3 separate regions of the Homo sapiens genome follow, and regions 1 and 3 are each linked to region 2. The links are chromatin contacts, found by Hi-C or POLR2A ChIA-PET in ENCODE. All regions are on one chromosome and are shown on one strand. The core of a region is the stretch at or near the end of the contact, and the rest is flanking DNA. Distances in the headings are between cores, read along the strand shown.

Evidence for each region. Hi-C counts contacts between places; a loop is a spot of excess contacts on that map. ChIA-PET counts read pairs that join two places held with the same protein, here RNA polymerase II (POLR2A). Pooled maps may share reads with other maps.
Region 1: a loop to region 2 is called in a map of CD8-positive, alpha-beta T cell, with 7 times the contacts of the local background. The contact joins the promoter of MYOZ3 here to the promoter of PPARGC1B in region 2. A Hi-C loop is called at or near these places in 1 of 168 maps with a recorded cell type or tissue (CD8-positive, alpha-beta T cell). POLR2A ChIA-PET finds 5 or more read pairs at or near these places in 2 of 52 experiments (AG04449 and CD8-positive, alpha-beta memory T cell).
Region 3: a map of gastrocnemius medialis shows a loop between it and region 2 (3-fold over the local background). The contact joins the enhancer-like site here to the promoter of PPARGC1B in region 2. A Hi-C loop is called at or near these places in 1 of 168 maps with a recorded cell type or tissue (gastrocnemius medialis) and 1 of 50 pooled maps. POLR2A ChIA-PET finds 5 or more read pairs at or near these places in 1 of 52 experiments (OCI-LY7).

What each region holds. Positions count from the first base shown.
Region 1 is chr5:150,658,958-150,662,624 of GRCh38, reverse strand. MYOZ3 (myozenin 3) reads right to left here and starts at 1,374. Exons shown (of 7, transcript NM_001122853.3): 1 at 1,198-1,374. It overlaps SYNPO (synaptopodin), which reads right to left. Exons shown (of 3, transcript NM_007286.6): 3 at 3,418-3,667.
Region 2 is chr5:149,728,065-149,731,613 of GRCh38, reverse strand. PPARGC1B (PPARG coactivator 1 beta) reads right to left here and starts at 1,304. Exons shown (of 12, transcript NM_133263.4): 1 at 1,194-1,304. The coding sequence starts at 1,271. RefSeq lists silencers at 7-56, 67-166, 967-1,646 and enhancers at 637-686, 697-816, 1,055-1,705.
Region 3 is chr5:150,243,429-150,246,937 of GRCh38, reverse strand. It overlaps CAMK2A (calcium/calmodulin dependent protein kinase II alpha), which reads left to right. Exons shown (of 19, transcript NM_015981.4): 13 at 1,737-1,777. Among named protein-coding and RNA genes, the nearest start is that of CAMK2A, 45 kb to the left of the region's middle. Within about 2 kb of position 1,342, at least 6 of the 41 ENCODE cell types and tissues checked have a DNase peak (open chromatin) inside an H3K27ac peak, as active enhancers do; they include gastrocnemius medialis, where a contact is called at or near this core.

The DNA.
Region 1 (3,667 bases), core at 125-2,624, 930 kb before region 2:
GGGCATCCGGGTGGGGCAGGCAAAGGTCTCAGGCACTACTGTCATCGGTTGACCCAGGAGAGTCCTAGTCCAAGGCTGAAAGAAGTTGGAGGTTTAAGTTAGGGGAAGGGGGAGGATGGACTAGGTTGGGGTTACACTGGGGTCTGCAAGGCTGGTGAGCCCCTTTCATCCTTGGCACTTGGCCCTGACGCTTGAGGGCACAGGCTGGTCCAACCAAGCAGAGAGAACCATCCCCCGTCCTCCCCATCTCCCCGCTACTGGGCTAACTTCCGTGGTGTTCTCTTCTCCCTCGTCCCTTCTCTTCCTCCTGTTCCATCCCCCTATTTGTATCTCATGGCACTTTCAAAGAATCTTGGAAGAGATTTGCAAATAAAATGAGGTCCAGAGCCCTTAACTTGCCCAGGTACCTTAACTTGCCCTCTGGAGAAGAGGCAGAGCCCTTGAGCTCCTCGACTGACCACCCACCTGGGTACCCTTCTCCTTTGCCTCCAGGTTTTCCTATACTCCTTCCTTTAGAAAACAATCTGCCTTCATCTGTATCCCCAACACCGACAAGGGGCCCTGGGAGTCAGTGGGCACTGCATTGTGCAACTGGAGTCTAGTGGGTGTCCCTGGCTTTCTCTGTAACTGCGAACAAGTAGCTTTCCAGCTCTGCACCTCAGTTCCCCCATCTGTAACAGTAGGGGGTTAGGCTAAATCACAGAGATCCATGGATGGGCTTTAGGGTGTTCACAAACCCCCTAAAACTATACGTAAACATGAGTGTGTCTACATGCATTTGGGGTGAGGGTCATGGGATGATTGAGAATGCCTCGATCACAACCGTTTAGGATTCCACAGTCCACAGATCTGTTTCTTGATAAACACTCCCTTTACAGAAATTCACAGATGCTGGGAAGGGTCTCTCATTTTACAGAGAAGCTGCTTCCCTCTACTGCCTAAAAATCCCAAAGTCCTGAGCAGAGCCATTACCTATTCCCCACCTTTAATCCTAGCCACACCCTCCCCATTTAATGCAGGGTAACCTAGAGCTTAGAGTTCCTCTCCTCCCAAACCAGGATCGAGGCTTGCATGGGGCCCCAAACTCCCTAGATCCACTGCAGGGCCCTTCCTCTCCGGGGGAAGGAGCTCTGGGGATTGGCTCACCTCCTCTGCCCACTCCCCTGAGTTCCCCAAGCTCCCCTAGGATGCTGGTACCTGAGAGGATGGGACCACAATAGGCAGGAGGGAATCTTAGACCCTCAAGATTAACACCTCTGTCGGGAAGCTGAGAGTTGCGTGGCGTCCCTGTAGGCAGTCAGCGGTCAGCAGTCAGTAGGCAGCGAGCAGGGTGTCCCCTGCAGCCAGCTCTGGCTTCAGCTGATGAGAATCATTCCTGCCTTGCCATGGGTCACAGCCTTATTTCGGGCTGCAATAGGAGCTGGAGCCAGAGGCTAAAAGCACCAGACCCTAGGGAAGACAGGTGCCCTGGCAACAGGCCTGTGCAGACAGAGGGCTTGCACCCACGTGTACACACACACTCACATATGCACACACCAAAGTCACCTGGAAATGTTGAGGGTCAGCTGCTGGTAGCTTCCGCTTGTTAACTGTTATATCCTTAGTGCCAAGAATGGTGCTTGATAGGAACTCAGCAGATATTTGTCGAAGGAAGGAATGGATGGATAGATAGATGGATGAATGAATTGCTCCTCAATATCTTTGCTTGACTTATCCTTTTCTTCCTTCCTTTCTTCTCTCCTGCCTTTCTTCTTCTGCCTCCTTCCTGCCTGCCTTCTTTTCTCCCCTCCTCCCTCCCTCCCTCCCTCCCTCTACCTTCTCACATTCCCTGAGCCTCTCTCTAAGGACTGAAAATAAATAAGGCAGGGCTCTGTCTTCAAGGAGCTCAGCCAGGTCAGATTCAGACGGGTAAACAAGCTTTGGGGAAGGCTCTGGGAGAGCCCAGGGGAGGGAGTTACCAGCTCAGCCTGGGGTGGGGGGTGAGAAGGCTTCCCAGAGGAGGACACACTGGAGTTGGGCCTTGAAGGATGAGTGGGAGTTCACTGGGCAGAGAAGGGGCATGGCAGGCAGTGGACATGTCACCTACAAAGATGGGTAGGGGGTTGGCAAGTAGAGCCGGAGCTGGGGGCAGTGCTGAGAGATTAGCCCAGACAGTGGGGGCAGCGGCCAGATCCCAGCAGGCTTTCAAAAGGAAACTGTGTTTATAAAGGGTTGCTGACAAGATTAAAGTGGTGAAATGGAGTGATCGGATTGGCATTTTCCAAAGATATCTTTGCTGCCATGTGGGAAATGGGTTGGAGGGGGCCAGACTGGAGGCAGGAGGACCTGACTGTCACCAGGGGTGGCTGGATCAGGGCAGTGACAAGGAGATGGAGAGGAGAGGGAGTTGAGGGTTATTTGAAGAACCCTTGGGTCTTGGTGAGGAACTGGATGTGGAAGGTGAGGAAAGGGAGTCCCACTCCCCTGTTTCATGCTTGGGTGACTGGAAGGGGAGGAGCAGGAGGGGTGGGGGCAGACACTGAGGTCAGTTTTGGATGAACTTTGAGGTGTCGGGGGACTGGGATGAGATCACCAGTAGGCAATGGGACACTGTGCTGCAGTGAGGCCCCAGCCGAAGATAAAGATTGGGTCCAAGGCACACACTCCTGGGGAAGGGTGGGCCTAGCAAGGATGGGCTGGGTGCAGGGTGGGGACCACCGGTGTCTGTGTGCTGGCAGACTATCCTGGGGTGTATTTCTGACACCTCTCAAATCAGAAGCCTAGATTCTGCTGTCCACCACCCTGACCTTAGCTTCCTGGCCCTCGGTGGGCCTGAGCTTCTAGAGAGGAAGAGTGAGGTGTGTTCCCAGGGCAAGCTTAGCCTCACCTGGGAGCAGGATCACAATCCCCTTCTCTGGCCAAAGGACACTCCTGCCAGGAGAGGATGCCTCATGGCCCGAGTCCTTGCCTCACTGGGGCTGCCTGGCTCAGACGGGACCTCTTACAGTGGCGCCTTTCCTGCCCTGGCACCCCCACCTGCCATGAGGAAACAGCCTCAGAGCACAGAGCCCTGACCCAGCTTGGCCCTGCCCACTCTGGTGATAGTGCTCTGTGGTCAGGGCCTGGACAATACCACCCTGAGACATTACCTAGACCCACTCTCCCCATTATACGGATGGGGAAGCTGAGGCCTAGAGAAGGAGTGGGCTCACCCAGGGTCACCCCGCTCGTCCATGACAGGACCAGGACTGCAGTCCAGGTACTTCTATGGCCTCAAGTTGTCCGTTGTTCCCATCTCTCCCCATGGCTGCTTCTTCCCAAGCTCCCATCCCATATGTCTCAAATATTCCCAGCCACCCAGAGTCCCATGGACTGCTCCATGCTTGGGGAGAAGGGAAGGACATCAGACACAGCTGAAAATGACACAGGAGGCAGAAGAATGCAGGAAGCATTTATTGAGGGCCAGAGCTGCATTCTACAAGAGGCAAGAGGCAGGACACAGGCAATCTCTAGTGGGTTAGAGGAGAGGTTGGGGAGAGGGCAGTGACAATGAGAGAACAGCCAGGCGCTGGCTTGGGAACTGCCGGTTTCTCAAGGCTGCCTCCTGCTAGTCCTCTGGGAAATGCAGGTAGAAATGGATCCTCTATGCTACTGCCTCAGCCAGAGGCCTGATGGTGTCCCTTCCCTG
Region 2 (3,549 bases), core at 55-2,554:
CCTTCCCCCTCCCTTCCACTGTTATGCAAAACGGGCCGGCACCGGCGCTCCCACTCCAGGTACCAAACCAGCCCCCGCGAGCCGCGCCCGGTTCCGCCCGGCCGCCCCTCTCCGTGCCCAGGCGTGTGCCAGCACCCGGGGCTCCTCCGAGGTTCCGCCGCATCCTCAGCTTCCCAATGACCCGCAGCCGGGCGCCCAGAGAAAAAGCCCTAACTCTGGAGCCAAACTTTATGCTTGCAACAGGCATTGGGTGGGGAAAATGGGGGAAGGGGTGGGGGCCGCGCACGCCTCGTGCTGACATTTTTGGTGGCTGCTTGTCCCAGCAGCACCCCTCTCCCAGTCTCCAAGCCACCAGCTTCCTCGCTCCCCCGCGCCCCGGCACACCAGAGCACCCTCTCCTGTCACGCGCGTGTCGCCAGTGGGGCTCCCGGGCTCAGCCAGTGCCTGGGACTCCGCCTCGCCTTCCCTTCCCCCTGCATCGTGGAGCGCGCACCGGGGCCGCGCACCGCAGGGGGACCCAGGCGCCCCCAGACAGTCCTTCCGCCCCCATCCAGCCTGGCTTTTCCCCCCAGGGGGCTCCGCCCGATAGCGAAACCAGGAAGACGCTGTCTCCGCCCGCATGTCCACGTGCCCCGCAGACCCTTATGCCTTTAGCCGGCAACTGGCAGGAAACTCCGCGCTGCGGGCGCGGGTAGAAAGCCGCGGGGGGCCAGCAACAGCACTCTGGGGACTACAGCCTGGAGGACTAGGGGACTCCGGAGACCCGGGCATGCACCCGTGCCGGGGCCACAAGTCCACGTGAAAGTACGGCAGCAAGTGCCGGGCGCTGACGGCGCGCCTCCAGCACCCAGCGCCAGCCTGAGGGTACCCCACACCGTGGCGCGCCTCCACCTCCCAAAGGAAGCGCGGTACCCCCCAGTTTTGCCCGCGGGGTGGCAGACTCCAAGCGGCCAAGGCTAGACCCTCCCCAGCGGCCGTAGCGCCCCCAGCGCTCCGGCACGCGCCGGGAGACCTCCGGCTCCCTGCCCCGGTAACGGAGCGCATCGCAGGGCGCCTGGAAGGGGGGCTCTGCAGCCTGGAACCCCCAGTTACCCCAGGGCTCCCACCGCTGCCTCCCGGCCTCCGCGGCTGCAGCTGCGGCCCCCGCAGCTCAGCACCCCTGGCCCCGGGCCCGCAGCCCCAGCCGGCCGTACCTGCGTGTCAGCGAGATAGTTGAGGAAGAAGGAGGAGAGCTCTTCGTCCAGCAGCGCGCCGCAGTCGTTCCCCGCCATCTTCCAGCCGCGGCTGCAGCGTGCGGCGGAGTCAACGCCGAGCCGGCCCGGGGGGAGGGAGCCAGCGAGCGAGCAAGGGAGGAGGGAGGAGGGAGTGAGGCCGGCGGGAGGCGGAGGGCGGAGCTCGAGCCCCCGGCTGCCGCAGGGCCGCTAGCTGCGGGGGCGGGGCCGCGCGGCGCCCGCGGGAGCCGGGGGTCGCTCACCCACTTTCCTGCGCCGTGTCTGGCGCCGCGACCAGCTCACGCAGCCCTCAGCAAGGGGTAAAGCGCAGGCAGCCAGGTGGCGGTGCCCCAGCCAGCAGCCCGATGCCTGCGCAGCAATGCGGGCAGCCCCCGGCTCCTGCCAGAGCGAATCACGTTGCGTTAGCGCTGGGCGGGTCCTGCGAGACAACCTGCTTCTTCTGCACAGCTGGGGAAACTGAGGCTCGAGAAGGAATAGGACCTCGTTCGAAGGCCGGGCGCAGTGGCTCACGCCTGTAATCCCAGCACTTTGGGAGGCCGAGGCGGGTGGATCACCTGAGGTCAGGAGTTTGAGACCAGCCTGGCCAACATGGTGAAACCCCGTCTCTACTGAAAATACAAAAAAAATTAGCCAGGCATGGTGGCGGGCGCCTGTAAGTCACTCTTCATATCCCTCCTGAAAAAAAAAAAAAAAAAAAAATATATATATATATATATATATATGTATGTATGTGTATATATATGTATGTATGTATGTATGTGTATATATGTATGTATGTATGTGTATATATATGTATGTATATATATGTATGTGTATATATATGTATGTATATATATATGTATGTATGTATGTATGTATGTATGTATGTATGTATATACCTAGGACCTCGTTCAAAGCTACAGCGCACATCAGTTGCAGGAAGGGAAAGCTTAGGTCTTACTCCCCTGGAGGACTGTTTCTCTACCCAGGCTACAAGGCCAGAGAAGGAGGGAGAAATACCATAGATCAAAAGCAAAGAAATCAAGGAAGTCTCCTTGGAGGAGGAGGCATTTTTATCTTTTACTTGAAGGGTGCGTTTGCCTATATTCTGTGCTAAACCTGATCATATATCTCTCTCTGCCATCGTCCCCAGCACCCTTCCCCCAAAAAACTCCAATGAGTTCTCTTACCAATGCCCACAATGCATGAAGGGGCTGGGCTCCTGCCAGCCTCCGCAGGCCCGCTCACAACGGGCTTGCCACTCACCTAGTAATCTCTTCGGGGCATCTTTCCCTATTACCCCTTGGACTGTCAAGCCATTTCCTCTCCTTCCACCTCCACCATCATGGGCTCCCTTAGCTCCACCAGCAGGCCTTTTTTCTCTAAAAGCTGGTCACAGTTGCCGTTTTACATTTGTTGCAATGAAGACTTAATCTTTGTATCTCTCCTTACAAGACTCTAACACCATGAAAGCAGGGCCTAAATCTGCTTTTGCACTTGCTGTATCTGCCGTTTCTGGCACATAGTAGGCACTTAATAGATGATGTGTTAACTGAAAAAGCTGGAGAATTTTGATTCTCTGCCACCACCACCACCACACATTATACAGATAAGGAAACTGACTGTCAATGTGTACATGGAGTGACTGCCTGAGCCAGAACCAGAACTCAGACCTCCTGACTCCAACCTTGAACTCTCATCATCATGCCCTGTTGTTTACCAAACAGGAGATGAGGGCACTGCCTGGATGAAGGCAAGAAGGCGGGAAGCTTTAGGTCTGTTTTATTGGGCACGCCTGCCTCCTGCCCTCCTCCCACCCTACACTCATAAGGGCTGCCCCACCCTGCCCACCTAACAAGGGCTCCCTTCCAGCGGGAGAAGGAAATAGAGGGAGAGTCCCCAGCACACCTGCTGAGACTTGAACACCAGGGCAAAAGCTTCCTTCTCCAGTCTGAGGTTCCCAGAACCGCAGGCCGTGATTTCACTCTTTGGGCTTAAGGCCAGTGTGCTTTTAAGGAACAATGCATTCCAACAGAGAGCCTGCATCTAGCCTCAGAGCCCTAGACTAGGAGTTAGGAGTCCTGGGTTCTGTTTCAGACCCTGCATCTGGATACTGGAACATCTTGTTCCAGTATCCAGCAATTCAGGGGGTGAAGAGCGTGGGCCCTGGAGTCACACTGCCTGATTTGGAACCACAGCAAGTCATTTAGTCTCGGGCCTCGGTTTCCTCATCTACACAAATGGGGACCAAAAAACCACCAACTTCATAGGGATGTTTTGATGATTGAGGAGATAATATATGTACAGTGCTTGGCACAGTGCCTGACCTCATGGAGAA
Region 3 (3,509 bases), core at 93-2,592, 520 kb before region 2:
GCAAAGCTCACCCGAGGGGCCCTCTGACTGGGGCTGGGGCCAGCCGAGAAAGCTGCTGCAGATTTGTGGCCAGCACCACAGCAAGAGGGCAGCTCTGAGAAGGGGGCAGCTGGCTGCATTGAGTGGGTCCACCTGCCCATGTAACCAGTTGGGAGGAGTGAGACCCAGAGGTGGGCAGATACTAGAACTTCTGACTGGGCTTTTCCTACCTCGTTAAACTGCCTTCCCACCCTCTCCCTGGACAAGGATCCTGCCATTCCGTAAACTGAAAGATGAGCTACCCAGATAGTCAGAGTCTTTTTTTAACAACTGAAGCACCCTAAAGAACTCTAGTCCTGAGCTCACAAAATGGCGGCCTGTGAGCTGGATTGAATCTCTTGATATGCTTTGTGGAGGTAGGGGTGTTTTAAAAATTTTTTTGAATGAGTTTCTAACACTTAAAAATTAGGAAATTTCATAGAAAACCCCAGATTGCTGTCGTCTCTTGAAAATTAGACGCTGTGGCCTCACTGGACCCACGATCCTGTGACAGTAGGCTGGAGCTGAGAGGGGCGTCTACCTTGAGGCTCGAGGAGAAAGCACTCCCCCTGCCCCACTGCACATCCTAGTCCAACCCTCCAAAGCCTGTGGTGAATGGACAGCCATTCCTGTCAGCTTCGGGATCCAGAGGTGGCCCCTGCCTTGGTTTGCAAGTAGGGAACTTGGAATGAGAGCCTCGAAGGGGTCATAGGTGGAAATGTGGGGGTGACTGGGAAGGTGACCTGCCATGAGCCCCATGCCTCAGAGCCCCTGGGGCATCAGTGGCTCATATGACCCTCCTCCCAACTCCCCCTCTCAAGGCCACCAGGAGAAGTCTTATCATGGCTACCATTTCCTGAGCATGTGCGGCTTATGGGTCAGGTGCTTTGCTAAGTACTTCACAGATACCTTGTTTCATTTAAGGTATTTGCTTAAGTCTGAAGCAGCCGGATGCCTGTGGGCAGGGCTGGACATTCAGGCCATTTCCTGGCTGATGCCCACTTCCAGGGCTCTGGCCAGGAGGTGAGGAGGGAGGTAAGGGGAAATGACAGCAGGGGAAGCCCCCAAAGAGCTGTTGCTCTGGTTGTCCCTGCCACCCGGGCCATAGCCAGTGCCAATATGGGGCTCTGGAGTCTGAGGTTGGGGAGGCCTATATGGCCTGAGGAGAGAGGCAGGGGATGGGTGCTCTGGCAGGGTGGGCCCCAGTGGGGGCATCTGCTTCTTGTCACTGGCAAGACGCAGCCTGCAGCTGTCCGGAGTGAGTAGGCAGGGCTGACACATGACCTCCGCAGCAGCATGGGGCTAAAATTAGAGAGGGCCAGGGTGGGGAGGGCGTGTCCAGCCTGGGGCCAGGCAGCCAGACCTCGGGTTGGCCACCGCCAGCACGGTGGTGACAGGGATTCAGAGGGAATCCCCGGGCTGAAACAGCAGCCCACAGTCCTGGGACATGTTGGACACCTCCCTCAACCCATGAAGCCAGAGGGTTACGCTTGAGATTGCTGAGAAGGCGGGGAACCCAGGCAGTCCCTGGGCCTCCAAGGAGGGAGGAGGAGGAGGAGGAGGAGGAGGAGGAGGAGGAGGCCTCCCCCAGGATCGCTGGGCCAGCTCTGCTCCCTGCAGTCTGCCCTCCGGCTGCGTGTGGATGCTGCTCGTCCTCGCCCTGTGGGCCCTGGTGCCCTGCCTGGCGTTGTTAACCCTCTACTTTTTCTCCTCCACAGGAGGGAAGAGTGGGGGAAACAAGAAGAGCGATGGTGTGAAGGTAAGCCCCTCCAGGAGCCTGGCAGGGCTTGGCTCTGGCAGCGTTTCTGCCAACAGAGACCGGCTTTCAGGCCTGGAGCAAGACCCGGGCCTTGCTGATGGTGTCCTGGGCAGACGTGGGCCACATTTGTGGCCAGGCTGTCTCCAGACCCACGACCTAGGCTTTGGTGCCCACCGTTGCGCCGTGACTGTTGGGGGGCAGATGGGAGAGGGGGGACTGGAGGAGGGTGGAAGTGACAGGTGTGCTGGGGTGGGGGCAGGCGCAAGGAAAGGGGCAGGTCAGAAGGAGATTTCTGTGGTTCTCCGAGGCTGGAGAGCTGGTGTGCAAGAGAGGGTGCAAGGAGAGGACAGAAATGGTCATGAGGGGTGACCTCCGTCCTGCCTATGTGTGGGCTGGATCGGGCCCCTGCCCCGCTGTACACCTTAGTTCCACCCAGAAAGCTCGTGGAGGATGGACAGCCATTCCTCTTGGCTTTGGGTTCCAAGGTGCCCCCTCCCGGCAAGGCTTGCTGGTGCTGGTTCAGTTCCAAAATCCCCTCCCGGCTCCAAGGGCCTGCCCTGTCCCACCCCTAGAGCCCGAGTTACCCTGTGGTCCCTCCACATCCTGCGGTCCTCCTTCCCGTCTCTTCTCTCTTCTCCCTCTGCTCTCTGGGGCCTGGTCCCCTGCTCTCTGCAGTTCCCTCCTCCTCTGCCACTCGATCTTATCCTCTCTTGAGACCCTGCCTTTTTCTGGGCTCAGAGCCCTGCCTGGCGAGGGCCCCAGGGCTGGGATGTGCCCAGGACATTGGAAGGTGTGGGATGCTGTATGAATACAGCCAGATGTGCTGGTGGCTTGATGGCTTTGTCTAAGGAGGCATTTATGGTCTCTGGCCGCTGGTTTTGGTCTGTCAAGGTTGCATGCGAGGGAGTCTGGGCTAGATGTCCAAGGCCAGGATTGGGTCTCCCCTCTGTACTTAGCCTTCTCCTCCCAGCTTGAATTTTCCCCTAAGTACAACGAGTGGGGTGTGGATTTGATGATCATTTCCAAGATTGCAGCTTTAAAAACAAACAAAAAAAGCAATAAAATCCTATCTAATCATTCTCCCTTCTCATCTTGGGTGCTAGAGGAATACATAATTATTTGGTTATTAGTCCAAGACAGTGGTTTTCAAATTGAACTCTTTAGATCCCAAAGGTACTGGACTGGGGAGGCACCTCTGGCAGCGGATGGGGTGCTGTGGGATGTGGAAGGGGGATGCCAGGTTAAATGGTTCTGGGCTTCTCATACCCACTTCAACCAGAGCATGATCATGGTGAAGAGAGCCCTTGGGCTTGCCTGCAGCTGGACCTCGGCTGGGTATTTATATTCCCTGAGCCTGCGCTTCTTCATTCATGCAATGAGGTTAAAAGAGATCTCCACCTCCTAAGCCTATTGGTGAGGATTAACTAATACAATGCGCCCTGAGAGCTTAGCAAGGTGCTGGTATGTAATACACACTCATGAGATGCTAGGCACTATTATCTTTCCTCTATTTTATGTATTAGACTTTTGGGTAAAATTTCTCTTGAAAACCAAGTTTTCTCAAGAATATTTGAAAACCACAGATCTAAAGCCAACTTAATTTATAAAGTTAACAGGCACTCATTCCAAATCCTGTAATGGAATCGGGCATTGAATTTTGGCTTGCCTGCTGTTTTGGGTTAACCCTGAGCCAACCCGCCATCCCTCTATGTGTAGGGGTAATAGAGGGATG